Linked DNA regions of Homo sapiens: regions 2, 3, 4 and 5 are each linked to region 1. A link is a contact called in ENCODE Hi-C or POLR2A ChIA-PET data. All regions are on one chromosome and are shown on one strand. Each heading gives the region's core, a stretch centred on a gene start or an enhancer-like site at or near the end of the contact. The rest is flanking DNA. Distances are from core to core; before and after follow the strand shown. Region 1 holds the start of EIF4A3 (eukaryotic translation initiation factor 4A3). Region 2 holds the start of BAIAP2 (BAR/IMD domain containing adaptor protein 2). Region 3 overlaps RPTOR (regulatory associated protein of MTOR complex 1). Region 4 overlaps RPTOR (regulatory associated protein of MTOR complex 1). Region 5 overlaps RPTOR (regulatory associated protein of MTOR complex 1).

What was found. A loop is a pair of places that touch in the nucleus more often than their neighbours do. ChIA-PET counts read pairs that join two places held with the same protein, here RNA polymerase II (POLR2A). Pooled maps may share reads with other maps.
Region 2: a loop to region 1 is called in a pooled map, with 11 times the contacts of the local background. The contact joins the promoter of BAIAP2 here to the promoter of EIF4A3 in region 1. A Hi-C loop is called at or near these places in 6 of 50 pooled maps.
Region 3: a pooled map shows a loop between it and region 1 (7-fold over the local background). The contact joins the enhancer-like site here to the promoter of EIF4A3 in region 1. A Hi-C loop is called at or near these places in 1 of 37 single-sample maps with no recorded cell type and 4 of 50 pooled maps. POLR2A ChIA-PET finds 5 or more read pairs at or near these places in 1 of 52 experiments (activated CD4-positive, alpha-beta T cell).
Region 4: a loop to region 1 is called in a pooled map, with 9 times the contacts of the local background. The contact joins the enhancer-like site here to the promoter of EIF4A3 in region 1. A Hi-C loop is called at or near these places in 1 of 37 single-sample maps with no recorded cell type and 6 of 50 pooled maps. POLR2A ChIA-PET finds 5 or more read pairs at or near these places in 1 of 52 experiments (MCF 10A).
Region 5: a pooled map shows a loop between it and region 1 (6-fold over the local background). The contact joins the enhancer-like site here to the promoter of EIF4A3 in region 1. A Hi-C loop is called at or near these places in 4 of 50 pooled maps. POLR2A ChIA-PET finds 5 or more read pairs at or near these places in 3 of 52 experiments (OCI-LY7, PC-9 and T-cell).

What each region holds. Positions count from the first base shown.
Region 1 is chr17:80,144,620-80,150,863 of GRCh38, forward strand. It overlaps EIF4A3 (eukaryotic translation initiation factor 4A3), which reads right to left and starts at 2,509. Exons shown (of 12, transcript NM_014740.4): 1 at 2,174-2,509. The coding sequence starts at 2,342. RefSeq lists enhancers at 1,736-2,450, 2,451-3,163, 3,164-3,877, 3,878-4,590 and silencers at 2,088-2,137, 2,978-3,167.
Region 2 is chr17:81,033,101-81,039,344 of GRCh38, forward strand. It overlaps BAIAP2 (BAR/IMD domain containing adaptor protein 2), which reads left to right and starts at 2,051. Exons shown (of 14, transcript NM_001144888.2): 1 at 2,051-2,208. The coding sequence starts at 2,155. It overlaps BAIAP2-DT (BAIAP2 divergent transcript), which reads right to left and starts at 1,619. Exons shown (of 2, transcript NR_026857.1): 1 at 1,465-1,619; 2 at 1-298. RefSeq lists a silencer at 1,687-1,996 and enhancers at 1,868-2,863, 3,914-4,466, 6,123-6,244.
Region 3 is chr17:80,907,146-80,913,389 of GRCh38, forward strand. RPTOR (regulatory associated protein of MTOR complex 1) reads left to right here. Exons shown (of 34, transcript NM_020761.3): 21 at 1,666-1,784. Among named protein-coding and RNA genes, the nearest start is that of CHMP6, 82 kb to the right of the region's middle. RefSeq lists enhancers at 3,247-3,476, 3,597-3,786, 4,555-4,604. Within about 2 kb of position 3,571, at least 2 of the 41 ENCODE cell types and tissues checked have a DNase peak (open chromatin) inside an H3K27ac peak, as active enhancers do.
Region 4 is chr17:80,830,145-80,836,388 of GRCh38, forward strand. All of the region lies in intron 9 of RPTOR (regulatory associated protein of MTOR complex 1), which reads left to right. Among named protein-coding and RNA genes, the nearest start is that of CHMP6, 160 kb to the right of the region's middle. RefSeq lists enhancers at 1,702-2,474, 2,941-3,250, 4,020-4,791 and a silencer at 3,079-3,295. Within about 2 kb of position 3,132, at least 41 of the 41 ENCODE cell types and tissues checked have a DNase peak (open chromatin) inside an H3K27ac peak, as active enhancers do.
Region 5 is chr17:80,732,562-80,738,805 of GRCh38, forward strand. All of the region lies in intron 5 of RPTOR (regulatory associated protein of MTOR complex 1), which reads left to right. Among named protein-coding and RNA genes, the nearest start is that of RPTOR, 190 kb to the left of the region's middle. RefSeq lists enhancers at 4,834-4,883, 4,934-4,983. Within about 2 kb of position 4,995, at least 6 of the 41 ENCODE cell types and tissues checked have a DNase peak (open chromatin) inside an H3K27ac peak, as active enhancers do; they include OCI-LY7, where a contact is called at or near this core.

The DNA.
Region 1 (6,244 bases), core at 1,259-3,758:
ACTCCCTTAGGTTTGACTGGATTACAAACAACCTATACTACTTTTTAAATTAAAAAAAAAAACAACAAAAAAACAGGAAAGTCACTCTAGCCATTGTTCTCTCCTACTAGCTAGCATTAAGTCTGTGTGTTGCTGACAGGTCTACAACTCTGTTTAACCTGCGTGGGTCACGCTGCAGGGTGTCCTATGTTGTTCTGTCTGGATGCAGCTCACTAACTACAACACCATCACACCATCTCTCTTGCAAAGCAACTACTACACCAAAGGGTGAGGCTATTTTGAAGAAGAACCACGTGTTTTTCAAGTAAATAAAATTTTATGTACAAAAACTCTATTTCAATTATTTTTTGGTAGTCTCTTAAATGTAGCTCTGCTCAGTTCTGGGGCATAGCGAAAAATAAGAAACAAAAGAAAATGTAGCACAATTTCCCATCTTAACACAAATGCAAATATAGCAGATGATTTAAACTCTTCATGAAGAGCAAGCACATAGATGGGAAACTAACAACAGTGTCTTAGGGCAGGGACTGCCTGAGTGCCAGGAAACCAGGTGGGGCTGTCAGCCTCACTGTGAGGCTGCCTGAGATGCTTTTTCACCACGCATCCTCAGCAACTTCGCTTCACTTTGTCCAAACTGTTGTGGCATCAAGAACTACAGGATACGGCCAGGTGGGGTGGCTCACACCTGTAATGCCATCACTTTGGGAGGCTGAGGCTGGTGGATCACTGAGGTCAGGAGTTCAAGACCAGCCTGGGCAACATGGCAAAATCCCCTCCCTACTAAAAATACAAAAATTAGTAGGACGTGGTGGCCCACACCTATAATCCCAGCTACTCGGGAGGCTGAGGCAAAGGAATCGCTTGAGCCCCAGAAGTGGAAGTTGCAATAAGCTGAGATCATGCCACTACACTCCAGCCTTGGTGACAAGAGCAGGACTGTCAGAAGGAAAAGGAAGAAAGAAAAGGAAGAGAACTACAGGATAAAAAATGTCCCTGTCCCAAGCATTAAACACAGGCCATTTATCCCAGATGCTGGTCATTCCCATCTATGTGCCCAACCCAACCTCTTCTCCAGGCTCTCCCTCAACTTCCTCACATCTTTCAAACATACCAAGAGACAGCTCCTGATTCTGACTCTCTGGAGTGCTGCCTACCTAGCCAAATGTTTGCAGCATCAACCACCGGTTACTCAAAACACTCCAACTCTCCTCCTTCTGTCACTCACGTTCAATCCATCAGCCAATGCTGTCAGCTCCCTGGTACTCCATCTCCAAGGCAGCACAATCCTCTCTTCCCTGAACTGCAGCAAAAGCTCCCAACTCTCTTGTTTCCTCTCCTGCCTTGCCTCGCCTCACCTCAAATCTACAGACACCCAGAAGAATCTTTAAAACTGTAAATGTGATCGTGTCACATAGCTACTTAAAACCTTCCACTGGCTTCCCACTAGATTTCTAAATGAAATTCAAATTATTCGTCACCCTACACGTCTTTGCTAGATCTGCCCCGACTAGCTCTCCAAAATCCCACCACAGGGGACTTCTTTCAGTTCCTGGAATGCAGCTGGCTAAGGGCTGCAAGGCCCTGGCACCAGCTGTTCCTTCTGCCCCAACTGCTCTTCCCTCTTCTCATAACAGTCTCCTTCATCCAGAACTCTGCTCAAATGGCACCCCCTCCTGCGAACCCCCTTACCTCTCTGCTTTACTAATTCTCTCCTCCTTCCCAGTCCCACTCTATTCAATTACCCCGCTTCAGGTTCTTCAGGTTGCCTGGGCAACCTGACAGTATGCTTTCCCCCCAAACGAAATTCAAAACCCGTAAAGGCGCAAACCCTTCCGGTTTACCGCCAAAACCCCAGTACCTAGAAAAGCTAATAGGTAGAAATCAGTTATCTGCTGAATGAAGGACGCTGAGGTGCCTCGAAGCGGCTGCAGCCCCCGACAGACCCAGCGCCGAGCTCTGCACGGGGGACACACACCGAAAGCGCCGACACAGCCAGGCGTGAGGGCGAGGACGGGGGTGGGGGTGGGGGTCGGACGTCACTGGCCCCCGAGCCTCGACCCTGACCACGACCTCCGGAGCGCAGGGCCGGCCCGGGAGTCACCAGTCTGGCCCTCAGCCCCCGGCTCGCCCCCGACTCGCCCCCGGCTGGCCCCCGCGGCCCGCGCCCGCTCACCGTAAGCGTAGATGCCCCGCAGCAGGTCCTCCCGCAGGCCCATGGTGTCGAACGTGGGGGTCACATCCACCTCCTCGCTGGTCTCGAATTCCACTTTAGTCATGTCTTCCTCTTTGAGCAGCCGCTTTCGCGCCGAGCCCGAGGTCGCCATCGTGGCCGTGGTCGCCATGATTCAGAGTCCGCGGAAGAGCACAGCGCGCGCCGCTGCCGACCTCGCTGCCGCTGCCGACCTCGCTGTGCCGCTGCCGACCTCGCTGCCGCTGCCGACCTCGCTGTGCCGCTGCCGACCTCGCTGTGCCGCTGCCGACCTCGCTGTGCCGCTGCCGACCTCGCTGTGCCGCTGCCGAGAACAGACGCCTTAAGTATGCGAAAGCGAGAGACGTGCGTGCGTACGTGCGTACGTGCGTACGCGCGACGCGGCCACGCCTCTGGGGGACGGGGCACTCTTCGTCACGTGAAAGGGAACTGGGCGTTTGCCGCAGGGAAAAGTAAGGTGTTTCTGCTCTCGCGCCATATGCAGTTCCCGCGGGATCTCGTTGAGGGCGGGGCACCCAGTTCCTTACGAAAGGGATGGAGGGGGTGGTACTTCTAAAGTTGGCGGTGTTTCGTACCGGCCGCGGGATTTCGCGGACTGGGGCGCTGAGGTTCTTTGAGCGGCGTGTGGACCTGAATTCCCTGGAAACAGGCTGGGGCCGCGAGGGGCCTCCGCTCCGGGCGGGGTCCCCAGATAGCCCCGCCTCGAATAAAAATGACGAGCACGGGTCCTCTCTCGGGCCCGCAGTGGGTGGACTGCGTCGCAGACCCGTAGTGGAGGCGCCCAGCTCGCCGGGGAGATTCGAGTGGAAACCCTCACGGCCGCCGGTGGTGGGCCCCGGCGCGGCGCTGGGCTCCGGCGGGTCTGCGCTGGGGAGGGCCAGGGCCCCTGAAGCCGGCGTCCCTCTTAGGGGACGCGCCTGGGTGTGTCTTCACCGTTTGCCTGGTGAGTTGGAGACAGGGTCTCGCTCCGTCGCCCAGGCTGGAGTGCAGTGGTAGGATCAGGGTTCATTGTAGCCTCCGCCTCAGCCTCTGGAGTAGCTGGGACCTCAGGCGCGCGCCACCACGCCCGGCTAATTTTTTAAATTTTTTTGTAGAGACGGGGTTGGGGGAGGCGGGGGTTAGGGTTGTCCTGGCTGGTCTTGAACTGCGGGGCCTCAGGTGATCCGCCTGCCTTGGCCTCCCAAAGTGCTGGGATTACAGGCATGAGCCACTGTGCCCGGCAAGCAGCTGTTATAAATAAAATACATGCTGAGCCTGCAATTTGCTCTTAATGAAGGCCACTTGTCAGTAGACGGTGCTGCTAATGCGTGTCCTGCAGCAAAGATAACCCAGACGGGATCATTTTTTAATTGCCCAGCAGAACTTTAACCAGTTGTGCATCTTAACCTGCTTTTTGTTTGTTCGTTTGTTTGTTTTGAGACAGTCTGGCCCTGTCGCCCAGGCTGGAGTGCCATGGCGCGATCTCGGTTCACTGCAGCCTCCACCTCCCGAGCACAGGCGATCCTCCCGCCTCAGCCTCCAGAGCACCTGGGACCACAGGTGTCCACGCGCAGCCACTAACCGCTTTCTTATCTGACACTTTAAGTGCTTCTTCGTACCCAGCTCCTCTAACGCCTTTTGAAGCAGCTCCATCATCTTTGAAGGGCAGTTCATGCTGTTGAGAATCATGTTTTTAACTTTGGGAAAATTGTATTTCCACGAGCGCCAGCTCTGTCCTTTTTTTTTTTTTTTTTTTTTTTTTTTTTTGACGGAGTCTTGCTCGGTTCGCCCAGGCTGGAGTGCAGTGTCGCGATCTCAGCTCACTGCAAGTTCTGTCGCCCAGGTTCACGCCATTCTCCTGCCTCAGCCTCCCAAATAGCTGGGACTACAGACACGCGCCACCACGCCCAGCTAATTTTCTGTATTTTTAGTATAGACCGGGTTTCACCATGTTGGCCAGGATGGTCTTGATCTCTTGACCTCATGATCCGCCCACCTCGGCTTCCCAAAGTGCTAGGATTACAGGCGTGAGCCACCGCGCCCCGCTATTTTGTGTGTGTGTGTGTGTGTGTGTGTGTGTGTGTGTGACAGAGTCTCGCTCTGTTCCCCAGGCTGGAGTGCAGTGGCGCAATCTTGGCTCACTGCAACCTCTGCCTCCCGGTTCAAGCGACTCCCCTTCCTCACCCTCCTGAGTAGCTAGGATTACAGGCATGCACCACCACGCCCGGCTAATTTTTGTATTTTTAGTAGAGATGGGGTTTCCCCGTGTTGGTCAGGCTGGTCTTGAACTCCTGACCTCATGATCTGCCCGCTTCAGCCTCCTAAAATGCTGGGATTACAGGCATGAGCCCGGTCCTGTCCTTTCTTATGGTCACAAATCTGGCTTGCATCGCTGGGCACATCTTTAATCCACAGCTTCTTTCTAGGAGTGCTTGAAAAGCTCTCCTTTTATGAAGGTTAATTTTAGTTAAAACCAGAGCATCCTGGCCAGGCCTGGTGGCTCACGCCTGTAATCCCAGCACTTTGGGAGGCCGAGGCAGACGGATCATGAGTGTAGGAGTTCGAGAACAGCCTGGCCAAAATGGTGAAACCCCATCTCTACTAAAAAAAAAATACAAAAATTAGCTGGCCGTGGTGACGGGTGTCTGTAGTCCCAGCTACTCTGGAGGCTGAGGCAGGAGAATCTCCTGAACCCCGGAGGTGGAGGTTGCAGTGAACCGAGATTGCGCCACTGCACTCCAGCCTGGGCGACAGAGACTCCATCTCAAAAATAAACAGAAAACCAGAGCATCCTTTTATCAAGAAGTCGGTGGATTGCAGTATTTCAAGGGTGAACAAGTAAATGCAGCCTTCTCCAAGAGTGAATCTCATTCTGGCACCAGAATTTATCCATGACAGATAATTGACCTTCTGATAAACATTCCTTGTAAGGATGCTGGTGTTACCCAAAATATTAAATATTTATAAAGCTGAATAAAATGTAAGTTCTGATACCTTCCTCACTCTACAAAGGATCATTTCGTGCCTCACACTGTTTGCCAGGCCGTGCTGTAGCGCTTTGTCGTAAAATACACACAGATTTCAATGACTTAACGTAGGAGAAGAATGTAAAATACCTTGTTGACTAAAGAAAAACAGTTAAGCTTTTAAAGAATTAAAGTTAGTTTTATTCAGAAGCCTTACTGAGGACCGTACATCCTGGCCCCAGCCCAGGAGCTCAAGCGATCCTCCTACCTCAGCCTCTCAAAGTGCTGGAATCACAGGTGTGAGCTACCAGGCCTCTCACCTTGTTCAAAGTTAAAATCTAATCCACAAACTGCTTAGATTTGTTTTCCTTCATATTTTTATGACTAGATGATCTAACATTTTACACCATTTTTCTGGAAATGTTGTTTATGCCAGGTGTCTGAACACACATCTTAAAGGGCTCTAACTTTTCTGGGGAGCAGTAGCTTTTTAGCCCAGAGTCTATGACAATGTGACAATGATGAGAGCTGCTGAGGTTTGCTGCAGTCTCTGGGTGAACGATGCTTTCTAGGGAAACAATGGGGCATAAAACAGACATGGGCTCTCCTGCCTTGAGATTAATCGCGTGAGATGGACCCCTCCCCAACACACAAACATTGTGGGACATGAGGTGCTGGAGACGGGGTTGCTCACCCAGAGCTTAATGGGTCTGTCCACCTTTGTGACCAAGAGGCCTCTTTTCTTAGAGGCTGAGGGGCCCTGGGATGATGAGGGTAAATCCACTTTTTAGAGCAGGAATCTCCAAACCCCAGGCCACGGACCAGTATCAGCACCTGTCTGTGGCCTGTTAGGAACCAGGCGGTGCAGCAGGAGGCAAGCAAGGGAGCTAAACTGAGCTCTGCCTGCTGTCAGCAGCAGCACTGGACTCAGAGGAGTGTGAACCCTGTTGTGAACTGCACATGCGAGGGATCTAGGTTGTGCACTCCTCATGAGAATCTAATGCCTGATGATGGGAGGTGGAATAGTTTCATCCCGAAACCACTACCCCATCCATCTCTGGAAGAATTTTTTTCCACCACCTGTGGAAAA
Region 2 (6,244 bases), core at 801-3,300, 890 kb after region 1:
TGGGAGCTTTTCCGGAGAAGCCTACCTCTCCTGTGTTGCAGCTGATGGGAGCAGCAGGGCCTGGAGAAGAACTGTCCCCAGGCTGACTCCCCTCTTGGAGTGAGGAGGCCTCCCGTGTTTGCCTGCCAGCCTCCATCTGTCATCTTGGTTCCAGCCATTCAACTTTCCTCCAGGCGAGCAGAGCTGCTCTACCCCCACCTGCTCCGTGTTGGCCCCAGACCCAACTCAGGCCAGTGGACGTCTGTCCTAGGGCTGCGTGTGAGATCGGTGGGTGCAGGGAACACAGCAGGAAGCTGGCCTAGAAGAAGGGGGTCAGGGTCAGTGGAGATGCTCCTACCTTCAGGTAAATGCCCTCATTTGTTAGGGCCAGTTTGAGCGAGCTTTCTGTCATTTACCACCAAAAGAATCCTAGAAAATAAATACACAGGGATCTACCCCCAAACACTGGAGACAATAAAGAAAAAGGAAGCAGCCAGGGCCAGTAGCTGGAAGGAAATTCAGCCGGAGGAGAGGAGGCGCGGGGCTGTGGTGGGAGGGAGGCAATGCTTCCTGAATCTTACTTCCCTGGTCTTTCCATCGGCCTGAGCCCGTGCCAGTCTGGGGATCTGCCGGCCAGCCAGCACAACTGCGTCTCCCCCAGGGGCCTGACTCGTTGAAGGAATGAATGAATGAATGATTTTGCAGGGATGGGAGGCTGGGAGACTGAGAGGTTTCATTAAACGGAAACGCTCAGATCTGGTGTTTCACAACGTAAAACAAATAATTCCTCTATGTTAGCCTAATTTATGTAAATATTTCTCCACGGGAATTGTACCGGGAGACCTGTGTGCCAACTCGGCCAGCTTCCCCGGCAGAATCTCCCCTTGGGAGGACCCTTAAGCAGGACCCTTCCTAAAAATTGGAGGCAGCTCTGACTCCTCCATTCCTCCTACAAGGTTCCCCCACCCCCTAGGGCTTTCCACCGCATGAGAGTCCTCCGGGCCCCTCGTTTCCTACTGCCCTCGACCCTTCCTTCCCGAGACCTCTCTCTCTCAGTAAACTGCCTCCAACGAGAATCTTCTGACGGCAGGAGGGTCCTCCCCGTCCCTAAGGGTCGCCCTGTCCCCAGGCCTTCCAGCAGGACACTCCCCTGTCCCCTCTCCAGATCCTCCTTCCCAGGGCCCTCCTCCAAGATCCTCTTCCCCAACCCTCCTCTCCCAGGGTCCTCCCCTCTCCAGAATCCCGGCCCCAAGCCCCCAAGCGCTGTCTGCCTGTCTGGGGTCCTCCCCAGAGTTCACCTTCTGCAGGATCCTCCCTCCAAGTCCTCTCCTCACGATGCTCCCCCGAAATCCTCCTTCTCCAAGTCGTCCCCCACTCCAGGGCCGAGCTCTCTCCAGGGTCCTCCTGCAGCACCCCCTCCCCCAGGGTTCTCCTCTCTGCCCCGAGGGGCCGGCCGGGGGGTCGCCGCCCGCCCGGCGGGCTTACCTGCGAAGCGGCGGGGTCGGGGCCTCTCCCACCTGTAAGCCCGGCCCGCGGCGTCCTGCGTCCGAGCCGCTCCCCGCCCCGCAGCGCCAGGCCGCGACCCGGCGGGCCGCCCGCCCCGAAGTGCCACTTCGCGAAGTGCCGCCTCCACGCGCGCTGCCGCCGGCGCCCCCCGCTCTCCTCCCCGCACCTTCTGCTCCTTCTTCCTGCGCCACCCCGCCCCCGCCTCCCCGCCCCCAGCCCGGCTGTTGCCCGGGCCCCCTCAGGCTGCTCCCAGGGCCCCAGCCCGCGCCGCGCCTCCCCTCTCCTCCCCCAGGATCGACGCCGCCGCAGACCAATCGCTGCCTGGAGTCGGCCACTAGGCCCCACCTCCGATCCCGCCCCCCTCCCCCTTCTCCGGAACCCACCAATGGAAAGGGCGGTGCGGGGGCGGGGCCTGGCGGTTGCCTAGCAGCGGCAGCGCCGGGCGGGGGCGGGTGGTCGGGGGCGGTGATGCGGGCGCAACGGGGGCGGGACGCAGGGGCGGGGACTGCCGCGGGGCGGGGCCTGAGGCGGCTATAAAGGTGGCCGCCGCCGGACGCCGGGCTCTGTGGTTCGGGTCCGCTTTCGTCTCCGTCCTGCTGCCGTTACCGCCGCTGCTGCCGCCGCTTGCGTCCCCCGCTCCGGTCTGTGGTGCAGCCGGGACCCAGGACCATGTCTCTGTCTCGCTCAGAGGAGATGCACCGGCTCACGGAAAATGTCTATAAGGTGAGCGCCCCCCGGCGCCGAGCTGAGCCCGCTCCGTGTGCGCCTGGGTCGCGCGCCGCCCGCGCGCCCGAGCCCGACCAGGGCGGCCCCGGGGCCGCGCGCCGGGCCAGGAGGCTGGGACTTTGGGGGTCTTCCCGGCGCGGCCACCCGGGACCCGGGCTGCTGGGGTGGTGAGCCCGGCGCCGGCCGCTCACAGGTGGCCACCCCCGCCCGGGCCCCCCCATCCCATGCGCGCCGCGGCCCGGTCAGTCCCCAGCCCCAGGCCCGGGGAGCACTCCCCGCTCCGACGGCCCTGCTCGGCCCCCGCGCGCTCGCCTTGGCGTCGGCGGGAACGGAGCCGCGCGCCGGGCCCCGGAAGCCCTCGGACCGGTCGGGGTCGTAGCACACCCGGGCAGGGCCGGGGCGGCGGGGGCGGCGGGCCCAGGGGTTGCGGCGGCCAGGACGGCATGGGGGCTGTCTGAAGGCCGCGGTCGGCGCGGTGGCACCGTGGGGCTCCTCCAGGCGCGGTTGCGCGAGCCTCGGGCACTTCATTCTCAACAGGCTTTCCCTTCCCACAACTCCTGCCCGGCGCCCATGCTGGGGCCTAAGGTGGGAGGTCGGAGCGCGGGCAGGCTGGATGGGTGGACGGATAATCTATCATCTTATGTAACCGCGGAGAGAGAAGACTAATTGTGTAGGAGGCTGACGTGCCTGCCTTTGCTTCAGATGTGTTAAGAGTGGCATCCACGTTCTCGTCTGCGAAATGACAGGTTCACATCCAAGGGCCGCAGAGCACCGCTGGAAGCCTCCCCTGCCGCCCCCTCCCCAGTCGTTTTTGTGGCTGGGATACCGACAAACAGGCCCTTGGTTTTCTCTTTCTTCAGCATCCGTTCTCGGTCCAGACCCCCACGCCTGAGCCCGGCAGCTGCCGGGGAGCATTTTCTCAGAGGAGAAACCCCTGCTCTGGGTGTCCCTGGGTCCTGGGCGATCTCTTACAGATGTGCTTTGTTTCAAAACTGTCTGCAGGTTCAGTGACAGGCTGGGCGATGAGTGGAGTGGGTATTTACCCGGCAGTCGCTGGTTCATGTTTCCTAACCGGCTTGCACCCTGCCCGGCAGAGTAACTGTTTCTGATTGTGGTAGGCGGCCAAGGCGTGCCTGGCCAGGGGCCTGGGAAGCCCTCTTAGCTCTCAGGCTTGGGAGAGCCAGATGGAGGCTTCAGGGGTGGCCCCTCTGGTTCCAGCTGGAGTGCAGGGGGCCGATTGCACTTGAATACAGCTTTCAATAAAGCTTGTGAAGTTGGGGCCGCGTCAGTCTGGAAGGTTTCTGAAGGCGGGTGTGCGGTCGACTAGATGAGTCCTAAAGCCACGTCGGAGCCACTGGGAAACAGGATTCAGGGTGACCTGAGGAGTCGGCTTGGGAAAGGCACAGGCCCTGGGGTTGTTAGGTTTGGTTTCACAGAGTCTGTGGCATACGGTTCTGGCCTTGTTGCTCTGTGGAAGCACATGTTGTCAAGGGAGGGAGGTTTATTAAATTATTAGTCATTAGCTCCATTACGACTTGTTTGTGATTGCAGAGGGTGGAAGAGAAGTACCAGCGGAACCTTTTTCCTATTTTTTCTCCTTCTGCGCTGAAACCAGAAAGCAGGAACTTTCGTGGTGAGAGTTGGCAGGGGGTGAGTACATGGAGTGGTTTTGCTCTGGGGGACCGACCCCGTGATCGTCCTTAATAAAACTCTCCTAACCGGGCAGTAGGCCTTCACCTAGGTGAAGCTGTAATTTATCTGCAGGTCTAAGTGAAATCTGCTGGCAGGAAAACTCTTAGGACTGAGTGTTTGGGGACTTTGAGCCCCTGTGGACGCAGACCAGCTGGTCTGGAGCACGTGAAACACACAGGTTCTGCGTTTTGTCTTCCACGGGTGGGTTAATTGGTGATTTTCCCAAGTGAAGATGTGGCGGTTGATGATTTGATTTAGCACGGCAGGACGCGGTGGGCCGCAGGTGTCTGAAGGGTCGATCCACTCTGGAAAGGCTTTGCCCTGGTGACAGGCTTGCGCTGCTGCTGCTGCACACAGGCGGGGTTGGTTTTGTAGGTAGGTGGCTCCTGCTGCCACTCCGGGAGCCTGACTGCTGAGTCTTTGAGACCTTTTTGTGCTTTGTCACTGGGGAGCTCAAGGTGCCTTGGTAGTGCCGGTACTGGTTGGGCAGCTTTTGGCAATGTCAGCCAGGCAGAAACTCAGCCCACATGGAGACATAGTCAGGAGACCGCTGAGGCCACCGGTGTGCACTCCTGGGCCGGTCCAGCCGGTCCAGGCAGTGCTGAGCTCTGTCCTCTCCTGGGACGGTGCTGCCTCTGGCATCCCTTCCCGGGGCCGCTCCTGTGCCTGGGTTGGCGGCTTGCAGAGCCCTGGCAGTGCCTCTTGGAACGGCTGTGCTGTGGCCTGCTTAGTGTCACCCGCGATGCGGCTCAGCTGTTTGGTTTGGTTTGGACATTGCATCGCCTTAACTGCAGTTCTGAGTGGTGTTTGCCTTGGCAAAGGAGGACGCTTGTCCTTGGCCTTGGTGATTAAAAATGCGAGAATAAAAAGTGCAGTTTTGATTTTCTTCCCCGTAAGAATCCGTAACGCAGACTTTGACCTCTTTTCTGGTGGCTCCATTCCCTTGGGAGCTGTGTCCTCGGGGAATTTCATGGAAGATGAAGGGGAGGGGAGTGGAACGGCTTCCCGGTGTTTGCCGAGAACATAATCTCAGACCTTCTGGGGGCACTGCGTGGGCTGGGCCCTGCAGGTGTTGGGAGGGCAAGGCGCGGAAGACCCCTTCCTCCACAGGAGCCCGGGCCCAGCGCTTGCTCAGGTTGCCCTGGGTAGTGGCCCAGATGGAGGGATGGAGTGCTGGAATCTGCCTCCCCCGGTGGCCTTTGGAATTAAGGCTACTGAAGCTGCAGCCCTCTTGGGGAAGCCCCGTGCATCCCTGTGTGCTGAGGGGCTGGCTCCCTGGCTGGCTGTGTCTCCTGGAATGCCAGGAGAATGTCAGGTGGGTGTTTTCCTCAAGGTCTCGTGTCCGCAGAGAAGCCCTGGCTCCCAGGTGACCCATGACCTGGAGTGTGGCGGCTCCACCACCTTCTCTGGGCATAGTGCCATTGGCCCACAGCCTGTCCTAGAATATGTGAGGTTGAGAGAGCATCTGGGGAGGAGGAGGAGTCCCTGTTGCAGACGTGGCCATGGCCTTCCTTGTGCCGAGGCTCTTGGCCCTGGCTGGTCACTCTAGCAGCTGGTGGGGAAGCCAGCCTGGCGGGGCCGCAGCCGTGCTTCGAGGAGACGGGTGCCACAGGGTTCCTGGAGCCAGGAGCCAGTTGGGTTTGCCGCCTCTGGTGTGATTGGTAAGGGCTGGCGCCAGGTGGTGGGCGTCATGTGCTGGGTGGCAGGGAGCACACTGCCGGCTTTTCTGCTCCGTGCCCGGCTGCCCGGGCCTGGCTGTTCCTCTCTGCCACATCCAGCTTCTTCCTGGGGTGTGCAGAGCTCACCATCCCCTCCATTTGGAGACGGTGGGGGGTGGTCTCTGACAGGCACCTCCTGCTGACAGGCACCTCCTGGCATTGGAGTCGCCTTCCTGGGTGGGGGGGGCAGCAGACCCGGCACCTGAGGAGGAGAGAAATCACAGTGCTGGACCCAGCTCCGTGCGCGTGTACATGTGTATGTGTGTCCGTGTGTGCACACGTGCATGCAGTGCTTTGTGTTTAAGGATACTTCCTGGGGTGGCCCCCATGGGCACCATCTTGCCGCAGGGTGGCTGGGTCTGCTGTCACTGAGTAGACCTGGCCTGCATTTTCTCTACATGTGCATGTCTGTGTTACCCGCCCTCGCCACCGCCAGCCTTTAGCAGGGGGCACGTCTCCCAGGAGCAGTGCTGATGTGGTCCCCTTGGTGGGGTGGCCAGGGCACAAAGACCGGCTGCCGTGTCATGCTGCCCTCTGGGCTGCCCAGCCTGTGTGGGCTTTGGCCCCAGGCACTGTCCTGCCGGTTGTTGGCTCCAGGGTGTACAACCCTTCTGCTGGTGCTT
Region 3 (6,244 bases), core at 2,321-4,820, 760 kb after region 1:
GCCCTCCACTGGCTTTCGATGCTTCAGCTCTTTCACCAACAATCAGGTGGACTGGAATCACACCTCACTCGAAACCCTTTGAATCTCTATTTAGTGAACAAGCACTTGCTTCTCAGCAAATTGTCTAGCTTCCCCAAAAATAAAGAAGATGGAGTTCTGTGTGGCTGGATCCCTTTTCAGCTCCCAGCACTGAGGGCAGGGCCCTGTCTGCCTCCGCCTCTGGGTTGAAGCCTGGCAGTAAACTGGCACTCCTGGTGCCCGCAGGCAGGGGAGGCAGCGCCTGGCCCCGCTCTGCCCTCCACGCTCAGCGCCTCTGGTCCTCGGCCCAGCCCTTGCTGGACATGCAGCCTCTACCAGGATTGCTGCTTCCCTTCTCGGCCTCTCTGGGTCCAGCGTGGCGTGGACAACAGTTCGGCAATGCCTGCTCCATCAGCCTCCTCCCTGGCCTCAGCCAATGCTGACTGTGCCAGGAGCCCACATAGCCCGTGCCTGCCCCCCCTTCTGGTTTCCAAGTGCTCACAGCCTCCACCCCACAATCTCTGATTGGCTCCTGCAGGCTTCCGTCAGGTATCCCCCAAGGCTCCGCGTCCCCATCACCTCCGTGTTTTATTGTTCAATGTCTTAGATCTTGTTTGTGCTACCCCCTCTCGCTCCACCCCTCCTTTGCCCAGAGAATGATCCTCCTTCCCTTCAAAGCCCAGCTCCTTCGTGCCTCTTCCACCAGGCCTTCCTGGCCTTCACTTCCTAGCCCACTGCTGACAGAAGGAGTCACTCTCGCTCCTTCCTGCATCTCCCTGAGGCCGCACGCTGTCGTGGACGTAGCATGGCTCAAAGGTTTGATGGGTGTGCGTTCACATCCTTCATCCTCTGGGCCTCACCTTCCTTGGCGACGCTGGGGGTAACACCTGCCTGTAGGATTGCTGGGGAATTAAATAGGACCGAGCAGCCGCACCGACGAATCCTCACCGACGAAGCCTCAGCGCTTCCCTCCATGCCCACGACTCACCAGTGTTATTTATAAATGAGTCTGAGTCCCTGCTGGGTCCTGCCTTGTCTGTCTTTGTATCCGAGTATGCAGCACAGAACCTTGCATTGAGTGTTGGGTGAGTCGGGAGAGGCTTAGGGACAAAAGTCACAGCACATCAACCTTTCGTGAAGTCCTAGCATCTCAGAGCAGGGCCAGTGCCTGGAGGTGGACAGGAAGCACGTGGAGGTGGGCAGGAAGCACTCCCTGGGTCACAGTGCACAGCAGCACGTGCTGAACTTGGTGCAGTGCAGACGTCCATGCCACATGCACCACTACCCATGGGCTGCGGCAGCTCCTAGAAATCTAGGATGTGACATCAGACGCTCCTCCGGGAGTGTGGTCATGCCCTCCGATCCGCTGAGGCATTTCAAGGAAAGTTACACCCTTTCCAACGCAGTTTTCCTTTTAGAAAGATTTGGCCTCAGTAGATGAATCCATGTGATCAAGCCTAGTGATCAGCTAGGATTCTTGAATCTCGGGACCCGTTGCCAGAATAACAAAATGGGGGCTTCCTGTAACCTCGGCTCTTTAAAGCAACACTTCTGATACCAGGGTTAGGGTTTCAGAAAATGCAGCCGCCTTAGGAGCCTCATTGGCAGCTACTTTCCACTAAAACATCTTCCATTTCTCTCTCTCAGGAGTTTCCTTTAACAGTGTTTACACTCAGATTTGGAGAGTCCTGCTGCACCTGGCTGCTGACCCCTATCCAGAGGTCTCGGACGTGGCCATGAAAGTACTCAACAGCATCGCCTACAAGGTACGTGCCGGGCGCTCCCCACCGCGCTCCAGCTGCTGGTTCTCGGTTACGAGTATGCATGCCAGGAACTCCAGGTGTGCCCGGGTCCACACCACAGTTTAGAAAGTAACAAAACGAGCTTCAGCAAATATCTTAAATCTGGAGATGTACACAGTACACCCCAAACTGTGTCTGTGCAGCTCCCACGTGGGCAGAGGGTGCTGGATTTACTGATGCCTGTCAAGGCAATTAGGGGAGGACTGACATTATCTTTCAGGATCCTCTGGTGTCTGGGTGAGCTACAGTGCTGGCCCTTCTTCCATTTTTTTTTTCTTTCTTTACTTAATTATTTATAAGAGATGGGGTCTCCCTGTGTTGCCCAGGCTGGTCTTGAACTCCTGGGCTCAAGGGATCCTCCTGCCTCAGCCTCCCAAAGTGCTGGGATTACAAGCGTGAGCCACTGCACCTGTTTTTTGTTTTTGTAAGACAGTCTCACTCTGTCCAGACTAGAATGCAGTGACCTGATCACGGCTCACTGTAGCCTCCAACTCCTGGGCTCAAGCAATCCTCCCACCTCAGCCTTGGAAGTAGCTGGGACTACAGGTGCACACCACCACACCCGGCTAATTTTTAAATTTTTTGTAGAGACAGAGTCTCAGTGTGTCGCCCAAGCTGGTCTCTAACTCCTCAGTTCAAGTGATCCTCCTGCCTTGGCCTCCTGAAGTGCTGGGATTACAGGCATGAGCCACCACACCCAGACTTTTCTTCCCTTTCTGATAGCAGTAATTTTTGACTCATTCAAAACCCTTCTAGTTAATGGTTTCTTATTCATGGCCATTCTAGCTCAAGGGAACTTTTCAAAGAATCAGTTTTTGGTTTCATTGGTTTTTCTCTGTTGTTTGTCCATTTTCCATTTGATTGATTGAGCTTTCATCAATAAAGCTTGCTTTCTTCTGCTTACTTTGAGTTTAATTTGCTCTTCTCATCCTAGTTTCTTAAGGTAGAAGCAGAGGTCATTGATTTTAGTCCTTTCTCTTTGGGGACTGTAAACTCTTCTCAGTCCCTTTTGTGAGCTCTGGGCATTTGGCCTACCGCCTTCCCGCTGTTTTTTCTCTGCCTCATGGGTTGTCACTCTACCCTTGAGCAGATGAATACTTAGTCAAAGACCCCAGGGGCCTCTCCTGCAGACCTTGGAAGCTTTCCCCTCTCCAGTGCTCTGTCCTGCAAATTGTCACCACCTCAGCCTCCCTGGAGCCCCAGTCTCTGTCTCCTGTTCCCTGAAAGTGCTGGGCTCCCCGTCTCTGCACTGTGGCCTGGGACTGCCTGAAACTACCTGCAAGCCGGACACAGGGCAGCTGTTTATTTCCGTTCTCTCAGGGATCACAAGCCCGTGACACCCAGCACCCAGTGTCCAAAAACAATTGTTTACGGTATTTGTCCTGGTTTTCTAGTTGCTTATGGAAGTTGGATGATTTATGTGGAATTAGAAGTCACTCATTATAGCACTTAAAAATTTTTTGGTAACTTTTTGATAAAACTTCAAAAGCTTACAGAAATGTTGCAGGAAGAATGCAGGGAAAGGCCACACTCTTGCAGCCTCTGTGGTGTTCTACGTCTTCATCTGACCTCGTCACGGCTATGGCGTTGCCTCGGGTATCACTCAGTGCCAGGGTCTGCAGGGTCGAGGAGCCACGGCTTCCCATCCTAGTCCATCGCTTTTTCCAAATGAGCTATCGAGTCTCCCCCTCTCATTTGCTGTGGCCTTCTGGGTCCTGGCCGGCCATCGAGCCAGGGTTCCTGCAGCTCCTCAGCTCCTTTTGCTGATATTATACTTCTGTGGCTTTCGGTTCCTTCAACTAAGTTATTTTCTGTTGGTCTAGTTATATCTTAGATGGAAATCACCTTACCGTCTGCAGTTGGTTCTTCTTCAGTTCTTTTTTTTTTTTTTTCTCTTGCTCTGTTGCCAGGCTGGAGTGCAGTGGCACAATCTCAGCTCACTGCAGCCTCCGCCTCCCAGGTTCAAGCAGTTCTGCTGCCTCAGCCTCCCAAGTAGCTGGGACTACAGGCGTGAGCCACCACACCCGGCTAATTTTTGTATTTTTAGGAGAGACGAGGGGTTTCACCGTGTTGGCCAGGATGGTCTCGGTCTCTTGACCTCGTGATCCGCCTGCCTCGGCCTCCCAAAGTGCTGGGATTACAGGCGTGAGCCACTGCGCCTGGCCTGTTCTTTATGGTATCACCGGTATAGTCACAAGTAGCCTATTGGCCAACTTGGAAAGGTCCAGATTGTTTAATTCTGCACCGGCCTCCCCTCCTGCAGCGGACTCTGCCACTTCCTTCGTCACCGCATCCCTGCAGCGGATTCTGCCACCTCCTTCGTCACCGTGTGGTGTGGCCAGCTGCACGGGCACCTGGAGACGTTCATCCCCAGGCAGCAGGCCATCTCCTCAGGTTTCTTTTATGTGCTACTGGCCTGTTGAAAATAGCCAGTCAATTAAGTTAATGTTTTCATTATGCGGTAAGAAAACTAAGAAATAATATAATTATTTGCTTTTAAACTAGGAATAAGATAAATACAAAAATAAACCTCAGGCTGGGTGTGGTGGCTCACACCTGTAATCCCAGCACTTTGGGAGGCCAAGGCGAGAGACGATCACTTGAGCCCAGGTGTTTTGAGACCAGCCTGGGAAACATAGTGAAACCCCGTCTCTACAAAATAGTAGCAAGTTAGCCGGGCACGGTGGCAAGCACTTGTGGTCGCAGCTACCCAGGAGGATGAGGCTGGAAGATCCCTTGAGCCCAGGAGCTCAAGGCTGCAGTGAGCTATGATTGTGCCACTGCACTTCATCCTGGGCGGCAGAGTGAGACCGTGTCTTTTAAAATAATGTTTAAAAATATATGTTTGTTACACATTATGGTCTGAGACCAAGAAGGGGAGGCAGTAAAGCAGACAGGAAGGAAATAAGGAAGAAAAGAAAGTCATAAGACTGCACAAACACCCCTGAGGAAACCACCCACGGAGGCCCCAGACCAGAGCAACCGGTCCCGAGGCCTCTCAGATGAGCTGACGCTCTGGAGGATTGGGACTGAAACCGTCACATCTGCCTGCTACGGATTAGGGAAAATCAGTTCTTACCACTTACCACTGCCCTTTTAGACTCTAAATAGCCTCTACCACTTTTAGTTTAAGATTTCAAGGTTGGGTTTTAAATAGCCGTTTTCACTAAAATAGTTGTAAAAGCTTTTTACGAACATTAATAAATGGTTTAAGTTTTTAGAATTGATGGCCAGTTCGCGTCTCTGCTGGCAGTTCTCTGACACACAGGAGTGTCTGGTGGCCTCTTCTTTTCTCTTGGAGGCACAGGATGGCTGTGGCCATGGACCACCCTTGCTCTGTCCTGACTGCACAGTTGGAGGCCAGCGCTATTTAGGAGGTTTGATCGTTTTCCCCCAATTAATTTAGCTTCTTGGGTATTTTGATCATGATGAAATCAGTATTCAGCCTATTTAAGTTTATTTTTCAGTGGCTTTTGTGTATTTAACCTTACTGAAAAATTAGCCTGAATTATTTTAAACTGTAATCCGAGTGCCTAATCTTGAAATATAAGGACTATTAAGTGCGTTCCTGTGGACCTGGCCTCCAGTTGTTAAATAGCTCCTCTTGGGAAGCTCTCGAGCCTGTGTAGCACAGAAGCCACTGCTCTCTGCTCTTCAGCAAACGTCCCAGCACAGCCTCCACAGCCCAGCGCCCTTTTGGATTGTGTGTGACATGTAGTGTAGCTGGACGGCCCGCCCCCCTCTCCCACCACGGTAAGGCAGTTAAGCACCTGCGTCTGCCTTTCATGTTAGCAGGTTATAGCAACTCGAACACACGGCTTTGTCGTGCTATCCGATTGAGACCCAGAAACCGCCATAAAAGTGGCATTTGCCTTCTGTGCCTGCTTTGCCGTTCTAGAATGACACAGAGACCTTAAGGCACATGGCCATCACTCCAGCAGACATGCCACAGCCAGAGGGGTGGAGAAGGTCAAGAGAAGGCCTCTGCTAGAGACCTTGCTATGCATAGCACAATGCAGCATGAGCTTGTGTGTGTGTGTCTGTGTGCGTGTGTGTGCACGCGTGTGTGTGTGTCTGAGTGTATATGTGTGTGGGTTTAAGAGTAAACATTGCTACTAAAGCATTTGGAAGCATAAATCTTTCTTGTCTTCATTTTAATTTCAAGAAATGCCTTATTTTCCTGCTCTAGGAACTGAAGGGATTACATTTCATTTTACAGAGAAACGAGCCTATTTTAGATATTTAACTCTGAAGCCAAATTTTTGTTCATCAGAGTCTAAAACAGCCTTATTACTATGGAATGCCCTGTAGAATTCTATATTCAAATACAGAAATTGCCACCAGCTCTGTATGAGAGAACCCACACAGCTCCAGAGCTGTGGTCTGATTTCATGTATTTATAATATATTTCGATTCCCATTCCA
Region 4 (6,244 bases), core at 1,882-4,381, 690 kb after region 1:
TAGGTGTACACAGATTCTCCCCGCTGGCTTCTCTGTTCTGTGGCATCTTCCTGGTTTCCTGGAGTCAGGGCAGCTCCACTGGCCTCAGTTTCCAGAGAACAAACCTGACTGAGGTGGACTTGCCACCTTGGCCACTGACCAGTTCCGACCCCGCCCCGCCCCAACTCCAGCTCCACCCAGTTCTCTCATTTCCTCTCCTCTCACTGCCACCAAAACATTATGTCAAAAAATGGGGGTTTCTCAGTCTGTATCAGTTCACTATGTGTGCAGAAAATTTATCGGAATGACTTTAACGGTAGTAGACCACCCCCCAATTCTGAGTGCTGACAGTTTGTAAAAGGCCCTTTCCAGGTGCTCTGCCAAAGCCACTCACGCACGGCCTTCTCACGGCGTCGGGCTGCTGCGCCCCACGGTGCCCCCGCGCTGGGCCATCTTGCACGGGCCGCTGCTGTCCAGTGGCTTCGAAAGGAGTTTGGTAGTTGAGGTGAGACCGCAGGTGCGCTGCTCCAGTGGCTTCGAAAGGAGTTTGGTAGTTGAGGTGAGATCGCAGGTGCACTGCTCCTCAGGAATGGCAGAGGCTTCCCATGATGGGGAGCATCATTTTCATCTTTTTTTTTTTTTTCGGAGGCGGGGTCTCGCTCTGTCACCCAGGCTGGAGTGCAGTGGTGTGATCTTGGCTCACTGCAGCCTCAACCTCCCAGGGTCAAGCAATCCTCTCACGTCAGACCCCCAAGTAGCTGGGACTACAGGCACACGCCCAGCTAATTGTTTTGTATTTTTTGTAGAGATGAGGTTTCACCAGGTTGCTCAGGCTGGTCTTGAACTCCTGAGCTCAGACAATCCTCCCACCTTGGCCTCCCAAAGTGCTGGAATTAACAGGTGTGTGCCACCGCGCCCAATAGGGAACATCATTTTAAAGCAGCTCTTTGCTTCCCAGCGGAGATTCCATAGCAGCCGTGTGTTGTTCCGATGTGTGTTTTCCCAAATGCGCTACACAATTAAGGTGCTTAGGAGGGAGGAGAGGCAAGCACAGAGGTTTGGCTTGCACTAGCTCCACGTCCTTCCCGGGTTTCAGAAAGGCATGTACTTGCCCTTGCACTGCCCAGAGACCAGGCCCCAGCACTGCCTCCTCTCCATTCCCCACGGAGGCTGAGACGATTCCTCAGTCCATGTCACCCTGAGAAAATCCCCCTCCAATAAGGCATTTGATTCTGTGGAGTCCGTTATTGCAGAATTTTACCTCCACTCTGTCCTAGGCGTGTTAACATTCGAAGTCTAATTCTAACTCTTAGACACTCTCACCACGTCCTTAACACGAGTGAGTTTACTAGTCTGGACACAGGAGGGAGGCTTCTGGAAGACTGGGAAACCCCAGGCCTTCTTAGATATGAGCAGTCCTTGCTGCTCGTGATGAATTTCATGCATGACTTTATCACTGTCCATCGGAATCCCGCCGAGGCTCTGGAGGCAGAGATGTCAGATCTCTGATGACAGTGAACTTCCACAGAGGGCAGCAGCATCTCCCTGTGTATCCTTGTGTATCACTATGTATCCCTGTGTGTCACTGTGTATCCCTGTGTGTCACTGTGTCACTGTGTATCCCTGTGTATCACTATGTATCCCTGTGTGTCACTGTGTATCCCTGTGTGTCACCGTGTATCCCTGTGTGTCACCATGTATCCCTGTGTGTCACTGTGTATCCCTGTGTGTGCCTGTATGTCACCGTGTATCCCTGTGTATCACTGTGCACACAGTAAAATTTAACAAGAAGCCAGTCCATTCCACCATGTTACCATGTTGCAGATTTAGGGAGGCGTAACCACACAGACTTGGTACTGGTCTTGATTGTGGAGGGCCTTTATGCTGAGCCAGAGATGAGGAAGATGTTGGTGCCTGGCTATAAGGGCTTGAGCCAGGTGGATACGGAGGGCATGCAGCCAACACCGCTCTTGAGACACCGGCTGGGTTAGTGTGGAAAAACTCCATTGAATGGTTTGCCTTTCTCCCTGGAGGTAGTTAGGTGTACTAGTTGAAACACCCATTCATTGGGAACCCGTGATCCAGGGGCTTTACAAATGGGCATGTGTGAGCATAGGCAGCATAGGCTGCCGTGGCCCCAGGTGTCAGGGTGCAGGCGGCTCCTGTCTTGGAGGCTTCCATCCCCCGTGGAAGCTCGTGCTGGCCACTGGAGCAACATTCCCGCAGGTGGGAAGGCCGCGAGGAGTGGACGAGGCAGCTCAGGCCTGGGGGACAGACTTGGAGCTCACATGCCCATCGCCCCCCTGTCCTGTGGCAGTGTCTGGTCCAGCCTCATCCAGGGAGGGAGGGAATGTGGCCTCCACCTTGAGTGGCATGTCCCAGCTCCAATGCTGTTCCTTAACAAGGGCAGGGAGGGAGGCACAAAGGAGTGAGGAGTGGTTTCAGACGCTCAGACGGAGAACATTCGGCTCAGAAACAGAATCGTGCTCTCCTCTGTTACTAGATTTTGCCAACTGCAACTGAGGACTGAGCTGCTGTGGAGGTGGGCTCCTCACCATGGGAGCATCACCGGGGGCTCTGCAGGGCTGTCTGCCACGAAAACAATGCCCAGAGCTCTCTCCTCCCCTCATCAATAGACCAAAGTGTGTACATCCCCAGGGAGCACACAGGAAAGATAGCAGAAAAGAGCATTTGGAATAAATAATGTACAATCTAGCTATTATACTCCTTGGGTGGTGATGGAGAGGTTGAATTTTTAGCAAGAGGAAAGAGGGAACAAAGCCTAACAAACATTGAGGTTAAAACATGAAGTCATCTGCATTTACACTTTGCTTCAGGCCGCGGCAGTAATGAATACTCAGAGCCGGCTTTCTGTTTAATGTTTGATGCAAAGTCACCGGGGAGTCATTCTCCTTCACTTTCAATTTCAGGGGTCCTGAAACCCTGCGTTTCTCTGCGGTAATAACCCGTGCTTTCCGTTCCCGGGGCGGGCGCGCTCTGACTGATCAGCGCAGATGGAGGCTGTGCGGACTTGGACTTGGACGGTTTTCCTCCAGCCCACCTCCTGGGCACCCGCCATCTCAGGGCTGTTTCCTGAAAACCCAGCTCTTGCCTGGATGACATGTTTTCCAGGCGAGTGACTCATCAGAACAGCCAACAGCTTAGAAAGTCCCTCTGCCCCCAGCTGCTGGGGGGGAGGAGCCCACGATGCAGATGAGCTGGTCACAGCTAATCACAGCCTCCTCCCCTCAGATCTGCACTCCAGCACTCCAGCCCTGCTTCTCCAGGCAGCTTGATCGCAGGCTGTGGGAAGTGCTAATCCAGACACCTTCCCGGTCCCCTCCCACCTTCTGCTGTCGTGTGCTGCCAAACCTCACAGGGCTGGCTGCTGCCGCCGAAGCCCACCACCATGGCCTCTCGTGTGTACGTAGGACCCACTTTCCCACTTGTCTTTAGCTGGGAATCCCAAATTAGAGCTGCAAGTGTGTGTTGATTTTACCGTAGAAAATGCAGCCAGTTTTAATCAACAGATAAATGTTCATTAGAGAATACCGTTGTTCTGCTGTTTAAAAGGTTGCCGTGCAGGCCGGGTGCAATGGCTCACGCCTGTAATCCCAGCACTTTGGGAGGCCACGGCAGGCAGATCACCTGAGGTCAGGAGTTCGAGACCCGCCTGACCAACATGGTGAAACCCCGTCTCTACTAAAAATACAAAAATTAGCCAGGCGTGTGGCACATTCCTGTAATCCCAGCTACTCAGGAGACCGAGGCAGGAGAATCACTTGAACCCGGGAGGCGGAGGTTGCAGTGAGCCAAGATCGCACCACTGCGCTCCAGCATAGGTGACAGAGTGAGACTCCGTCTCAAAAAACAAAACAAAACAAAAGGTTGCCATGCGATTTTAGAATTTAATGGGTAATCTGGCCCTGTAATTTGGTTAAATAAATAAATAAATAAACCACCCACGGCCCCGAGAGGGCCTCTGGCTTGCTCAGCAGGCGGTGCCAGGGTGCAAGCTCCTCCCAGTACCTCCGTCTTCCCTGCCTTGCTCTGAGTGGGGCTGTCCTTCGGGCCCAGGCCGAGCTGTGGCTTGAGGTTCAGGGCCGCTTCACTGTGTGCTGATAATCGGGTTCCAGCGCTTGTCTTTCAGCGGTTTGTAGGCGTTCTTTTACATCCTTTCTTCTCATTAGTACTTGAACAAAGTTATTTTCCTCCTCTCATGTAGACAGCTCTGCCTCGAGTCCACAGCCCTGGGTAGCCGGACGGCCCCGAGCAGCCTCCGTGCATCGTCTGGGCGCCGAGCCACAGCCCTTCCTCCTGGGCTTTGTGTCATCCCCGCAGCCTCCTGAGCCTCTGTGCATCAGTGAAACCAGAACCATCTGGGGCTGCTTTTCTGGTCTGAAATGTGGAGCTGGGTCAGTCCCCGCCTCCCACCCCGGGGCTGGATCCAAGTGGGCCCCCAGCCTTTTAGGAGCACATGTCCCACTGCAGCAACATGGGTCACGTGTCCGAGAGAGATTGTCACCCGTGGCTCTGACACAGCTTTGCTGGGCGGCATCCTGTCCGGTGTGCTGAGCGATGTCTCCAGTGCAGTTCAGGCCTTCAACACCAAGCGAGGGCCTTGGAGAACGTGCGAATAGGCTTTCCGGGAGGCATGGTTCCAAAGGCGCCTTGCCCAGCACTGACCGAGGCCACACCAGGTGCCACGCTGGTCTGCTCGGCCCACGGCCCGGACACCCTCTCTGCCCTCCTCTCGCCTCCACCTCCCCTAACTTGCACACACTTTCTTCTAACTCCTGAAGCAGAAACTTTTTATTTGATTAAATTCGAGGAATCTTTATAGAGTTTAATTGCAATAATTGACTTTGCTTCTGTCTTAACAAAGAGTAAAATCTCCCTCAATGCTGCTGAATACCATTTGCCTGCAGCTGGGGATTTACTGGGCATATGGGAGCTATTTATTGCACGTACTTTGAGGCCTTTTGATTATCTCCTGATTGCTTCTTAACTCTGTTGGCAGGGGAAGGGCATGTTTGTGCAAAGAGGGCCAGTCTTGGGAAAATTGAAATATATTTCATATATTTGAAAGTGAAAAATTGCTCTTTAGTCCCTTTGTTCATCTTAAACTTTTACTTTTTTTTCTGGATTTTAACATTTTTCATTCTCATTTTGGTCCTTTACTAAGACATTGAGAAAATATGCCCTTTGACACGGCAGCACGGAGTGTCATTAACCTAAAAAATAACACAGAGTCCTCGAGTCTCTTAGAAAATTACCCAGGAGAAGAGAGCGCAGTGCTAGAAGCAGAATCCAGTATACTGATCATCACTCGGTTTCCACAAGGAACATATTTCTAGCAGAAAGGGAGAGTAGGGCTGAAGGGATTGCTGTCCTTCCTCCATCCCTACGACGAAGGTTGAGTGTCCCTAATTCAAAAATCCAAAATGTTCCAAAATCCGAAACTCTGTGAGGGCCACCACGCTGCCACAGGTGGACAGTTCCCCTCCCGACCTTGCGGGCGCAAACTTTGTTTCATGCACAAAATTGTGTAAAATTCGCTTCAGGCTGTGTGTGTAAGAGGTATATGAAACATACATGGAGTTTACTCTTAGACTTGGGTCCCATCCCCTGATATCTCATTATGTATATGCAAATATTCCAAAACCTGAAAATATCGGAAACCCAAAACACTTCCGGTCCCAGGCATTTTAGAGAAGAGATACTCAACCTGTATCCGCGGAGATCAAGACTGTGTTCTGTGGCTGTGCTGAGAGCGAGGTGATGATTCACTTCCAGTTGAGAGTTCATGTTGGATGTTGTGGCGGGGCCACAGCAGCTGCCTCCGACTGACCCCTGCTTTGTGTCAGCCGCTCTACGAGGACGCTGTGAGGGAGGCATGATCATAAGCCCATTTCACAGATGGTGAAACGGATCCTAGAGAGAGAGCCACGCGCCCAGAGCCCCAGAGCCACACGCTGAATTTCACCAAGCAGCCTCCCACACGGGCTCCCTGGTCAGGCCCTCATCCTCCGGGCGAGGCAGCGAGGCAGGCAGGTCAGCCGCTCCCTGGGCCGGAGCTAGTGGGTAGCAGAGCTGGGAGCAGAGCCCAGGCTCATGGCTCCCGGTCAGATCTTTTCTTCCCTCTCTCCTTCTCGAAAGTCACACGGGGCTGCTCATGCACAGAGGGTGCTTTCCTGCTCGCCCTCACTCTCATTTAGCCAATGCATATTGAAAGCCTGCTATGTGCCTGGCACTGGGAAAGAAG
Region 5 (6,244 bases), core at 3,745-6,244, 590 kb after region 1:
AACTGAGTTGGCGAATAGATGGCAAGGCAATGCGATACCGTATGTCTTTAATTAGCTCTGATTTTTATCTTCGTTCTTTAATTACAATGTAGATCAGTCTTGTGTGTTTCTATTACACTTACTATTATTGGCTATTGTTCACTTGGTCTCTTATAAAAACAGTGGAAATTAAAATGATAAAATTAGCTCCTAGCTAATAGCTTAATGTTCATTTTAGTAATTTCACTATCTGCTAGAGAAACAGCAATCCTGTGTAGCCTGTTAGGGTTTTTCTTTTAAAATATTCTTTGCCTCTTTACAGCTGGTCAAATTCTTTGTAAATTTACAATATGTTTTAATACTTTTTATTGTATAACATGTGAGCTGAAAGAAATTGACAGGTGAATGATTTGTTCCAGGGTTTAAAAAATAAACAATTGATTAAATATAATGCAAGAAAATGGTTATTTGGACCAGAAAGCCTCCAAATAATAAACATTAACACAAATATGAGTGACATAAATTTTAAGAGATGGTGATCAGCTTTCATATTCTTAGTGGCACAGTGCTTGTCCTGGGACCAGGAGGTTTATTTATTGTTTACTTCTCTCTCAGAGGAGTGCTGTAGGTAGAGTAGAAGACGACTTCATCAAAGCACAGATACAGTATTGCACACACTTCAAACCATCAGAGCCGGAAAATGACATATCTGTCACTCAGTAATCCTTCTTATATTTTTATTGTGTCATATTTCTTTGTAATTTAAAAATTAAGGATAATATTCAAGTCTCTCCGCTTTCAGTCTTCTTTTATAAATAAGTATATTTTACCAAATTAGTATATGCCATGGTTTGAAAAATCAAATAATACAGAAGGTTTATGATGAATAAAGTAGTCCCTGGCCCCACGCTTTCTCTGCTGAGACTCTATGACCAAAGGCACCTCCTTCCCCTGTTTCCATTTCTAGTTCTTCTGGAGGGTGTCTCCTTCCCTGTAGATGACATGCTGAGACCACTGCTTCTTGATTTGTCGTTTTTAGATTATCAGTGGGCTTTGTCTTAGGGTACAAACCAAGAACAGAGCTGCCATTAAGTTCTGTTTAAAGAAGGGAGAAACGATGTGGAAGCCTGTTAGCAAAGAAGTCAATTATGTGTAGATTACATGCTGGTTTAAATTCCTATGTGTTATTTGTATTCAGTAGTGAATTCTAAAGAGAAAATTCTAGATTGAAGAGGCTGCGTCACTCACGACGCCTTCTTGCGTTCCCTCTTATTCACTCTATTGGGTTTCTTTATACTTTGTAAACTTTGTGGTTTCAAGTAATATCCTTATGCTTTTATTTCTAGTTTTATCAGTAATAGCTCATTTCTTCCATTTTCAAGGCTCTTAGCTTCCTTGTACTTTCTTCTGCCTTTTTTCTTTTACAGCTTCTGTTATCTGCACTTTCTGTGATTGTCTTTCGTTCTCTGACCACGATTAACACCTCTGTGCTTGAGTGGAGATTGATTCTATAGGAAGACAAGCATTAAACCTTGTACCTGATTATGACCACATAAATATTGCTCGCTCAGTGGCTAGAGTACTGTGATTTCCATTTTTATAACTGTTTTCGTTTGTTTGCTTTTCCTGGACATTTCCTCTTTTCTTCTTGAATTACCTATCGTTACCACTTCCTCCACTGATAGATCCACAAGGAGAGCGGAGAGCACAGAAGGCGCCCTCTCCCCTCACATCTTCCAAGCTCTCCTGCCTCGCTCAGCCGATCGTGCCTGTGGCCTGCTCCCCGGCGTCAGCTGGCTCCCCTTTGTAATTCTCCAGGATCCGTCCCTGTGTCTAGATCCCACTTCTTCCCCTCTCTCGATTTTCTCCTTTGTTCTCCTAGGGGAAATCCTCAAGCACTGCCCTAAGAAAGGATGTTTGGCAGTCTGAGACCATCAGTATTTGAAGCAGTGGAAGTAATGAAAAATCTCATTACTGGGTTTTAATCAAATAGCAGTTTGTCTTTTTCACTAATAAGGTCTCTGAGGCAAATGATGACTTTTCAGCAGTGCCACTGGGGACCAGGCATCCTTAGCCGACTGGCTTTATCCTCATGTTTGCAATATGCCCACCACATCTGCAGGTGTTTCATCTGCTTGGGAGGCAGGAGGAAATGGGGAAGGGGCAGTGCTGGCCACAGCTGTCTCTTTATAAGGAAGAACAGCCCGCCCTCTGTATCTGTGGCTTCCACATCCTTGGAGTCAACTAACTGTGGCTCCAAGACATTCGGGGAAAAAAAATTGCATTGTACTGGACATGTACACTTCTTCTCACCATTGTTCCCTAAACAATATAGTATAACAACTACGTTTACAGCATTCACATGGTAGTAGATGTTATAAGTAGAGATGATTTGAAGCACACCAAAGTCTGTGTGTGGGTTATATGCAAGCACCACACCATTTTATATCTGTGCATTGGCAGATTTTGGCATCCATGGGGGTCTAGGAACCAATGCCCTGTGGATATTGAGGGATGACTGCAACAAGCAGACTTCGCTTTAGACCGAGTTGGCCAGAGCCAGGTCACGTAGCACCCCAGGTGTGGTTGAGGGGTGACTAAAGGGAGTGGACTTGGGGGTGGCTGTGAGATGATCCAATGAGGACCATCAGCCACATTACCTGGGTAATGTCATCATTCTAACCACATCCATTATCGATAGTGTAGATATGGAATTTTAGGCAATTTTCACTCTTCCAGTGGTAGCCCTGTTACTCCTTGCAGTGGATGAGTAGATGTTCTTGATAAGTCTGCCACCTCCATCCAGATAAATGCCATAAGAGGAATATTTATAGTCATCGTACACAGTATATGTATTGACTGAGTTGGAGAGAGAGAAAAAAAGAGAATTCAAATGTTTTTTAACAACTTTTATCTGGATACTAAATCCTTAGCCTGTAAACTAGAAAGGAAGGTGAAGTCTTAAAGAAACAGATGCTCTTGGAAACGGAGCCCATGAAGTCTTGTCCGTCAGTTTCTTCTAGAGGATATTTCTCAAGGGCAGTCACAGCTCACCGTCACTGAAGACGGCAGTCAAGCCCGGAGTCAAATCTAGGCGAGTTTCTCCTCTTTTTAATGGGAGGCCAGTAGCGAGTTGGGCAGGCGGTAAAGATAATAATGCCTTTCTTCTGCTGGGACAGCACGGGCTCCACTGCCCCAGTAAGTCTTGTTCTGCACATAGCCATCTGCTTTTGGTTTAGGGCTGGAGCATAGGCAAGTTTTTGGTGGGAGCCATGGAAATAGCCTGAGAATGACTTCCTGGAGAGCAGGTTGCTGTGTGTCAGAAGAGTCTTGTATGAAAGTTCAGCCCTGGCCGGTGCGGTGGCTCACGCCTGTAATCCCAGCACTTTGGAAGGCCAAGGTGGGCAGATGGCTTGAGTTCAGGAGTTCAAGACCAGCCTGGGCAGCATAGCGAAACCCCATCTCTACAAAAAATACAAAAGTTAGCCAGCTGTAGTGGCACGCATGTGTCATCCCAGCTACTCTGGAGACCAAGGTGGAAGGGTCGCTTGAGCTCAGAGCTGGAGGCTGCAGTGAGCCGTGATTGTGCCACTGCACCTCAGCCTAGGCAATAGAGTGAGACCCCATCTCTTAAAAAAAAAAAAAGTTCAGCCCATGGATCATGGGCACAATTCACTTCTCCACTATTCCCCCGCACTCTGCAAGGCTTTTCTCAGGATGCTTCCGAGTAACTCGTGTTTGTGTGGTGTCTCTAAACACAATTGTGTGGTCCAGTCCTGCCACCTGTAGCAGTACACTCCCAAAGCACAGAAACCTGTCCGACGGTCACTCACTGCCACAGCGAGAAGCTTGCTTGGGTCCACAGCCTCCCCAAGGCTGCAGTGACTTAACCGCCCCCCGCCCCTACCAATGTGAAAACCTATACTTAAACTGATAGGTGATACATTGGCCTCCTGCACTGATCCCCGTAGCTAAATTTTATGTCAAATAAATATTGTAATTCTGCCAAAAATGACTAACGTCTAGAATCTTCAAGTTTCCTCAAAAATATTAAATGCATATCTCACAGATCTAAAGTACTCATGTTCTGAAATCTTCTTCATTTCTTTGCTACTCTTGTAGACAGGCACACTGCTTGGCTGGCATGGAATTCTGCAGCAAAAGGCAGTTCTCCTGCTGAAGGTTGTGGTTGTAGTGATTGCTGAATACCATCAGTTAGTTCTTTGGGTACCTCTCAACAGGTGTGTTTCTTAATCACTGTTTCCTAAATTGGAATTTGTGTGTGTGAGTTTGCAAATCTTCTCCACGGACTCACCGTCGTCATGGCATTTGTGATTCAGAGGAGGGATCTGCGGTGCCGATTCCACAGGAGCTCAGGCTCGCCTGTATTTCTCTTTCAAGCAATGATTTTCATAAGTGCTTTCCCCTGTAATCTCATAGTTTTGTCATTTGTAGGCAGTAGGGACGTGAGCTGACATGTGTTAGGTCACAACTTTATTAATTTTCAAGTGATATTAATTTTTAGGTTTGAAGAAGATGCTTTCCCCTTTTCTAAGTTGTCTCTGTTTCCTCCAGCATAATTTTTTTTCCTTTGGTTAATTTAGATTATTCTCTGTCATACTGGAGGTATGTGGTGATTTTATTGTTTGTCATATTTAAGAATGAAGAGAAGCTGCCCATCACTGCGTGTCTGTGACAGGAGGCGTTGGCTAGAGGGCCTTGCTCGATGGGAAGTAGGGGGCGCTGGCTGCTGCGCTGGGGACTCATGGATGCCCCCATGCCGAGGTCTTTATTTCTCTGGGCTCTAAATGACTACACCAGCTGCCTTTAATTTTCCCCAGATATGTCAGTAACTCTCTTTAGAGGAAAAAAACCCACCACCAGCCTGAGTGCTTTCCGGCAGGGGGGCGGTGGTGGAGGATCATTGCAGAACACCTGGCTTCAGGCACACAGGTGAGACGCCGGCTGTCCTGATGGCAGGTCTTCAGGTAATCTGTGCCTTCCAGCCCGCACCACTCCAGGCTTGGGCATGGGGGCTGCCTTCCACTTCCCTTCTCTGCATGTGCTCTGGACACTTTCAGTTCCTCTTTTTTAACAAAAGTTGGCCAAAGTCAGTTTTGCGTACCTTATACTTTATTTATAGTAAGCTGTAAGAACCCATACTTGTGAAGGTTTTCAAAACATTAGAATATCTGCTCCCTGGTGTTAAGAAATGTGTAATATAGTTGAAGCACATATATTCATTCTTTCTCTCTCTTTTTCTCCCCCGCCCCCCCGCCACACTCACTCCACCACCACCACAATGACCAAGGAGAAGTGCATTTTTCATTTAGCAGAAATGCTGCCATTTCCACTGTCTATAGCAGAAGGGGAGTTCGTCCAAAACATACAGTAGAAACCCCTTTAATTGGAATCCACAGAACGGCCATCCCCAAAGCCCCGCTGGGGAGAATGAAGCCACTGTGAGAGGTTAAGAGGGTGGGGGGGCAGGGCTGGCCCTTGGAGTGGGCTGGCGAGCTGACTTGCCAACCAGAAAGGAAATAGGTCACGGGAGAAATGGGGGGAAACACAGGCCCATGGAGGATGAGGTCCACGCCTGCCAGTGGGTGCTGGGAGGGCAGCCCCAGGGGGAGCAGGCAGCAGGAGATGCCCAGCCCGGCCCCGTGTACCTGGCAGGCCTCAGCCTGTGGACACCCTCGCCTTTGGTTTGTGTGACATTTCACAGTTGGTGGGACATTTGTGCCGTTTCATCCATCTTTAGTCTGCGCAGCTGAGCTGAATGTGGCCGCCAAAGCTTTTGCTGCTTCTCTGTGCCCATGCACCATCCCTTTCTGTGGTTTGCACGGGGAGATAAAGGTCTTTTTTGTTGGCACCTTTCGTAACTCCGAGTCCTAGAATTTGGAGGCTTCAGTAAAAAGAAAAGTGATTTCTCTGCATAAAAAATTTAAGAACCCTTACCGCTGATGACCTTAAATGAATTTCACAGACACGTGTCATTAGCACAGGCAGCTTCCAGGGTGCAACTGAAGTTCCCCTTTCTTCACAAATGCTTCCCCCAGCCTGAAATCTTCCTTGGCTGACCACATACGGCAATCTCCTACACAGCGGCCTTGACAATCATGTGTTGTCTTGTAGCCTCTCTTCTACTGTCATAAGCTTACTTTACATTTGTTATGTAAACCTGTCAAGAATGCCTCACGTTAAATTGATGCTCAGGAAGGATCTATAGATTTGGCTTGATAAATACATATTTGAATAAACTACC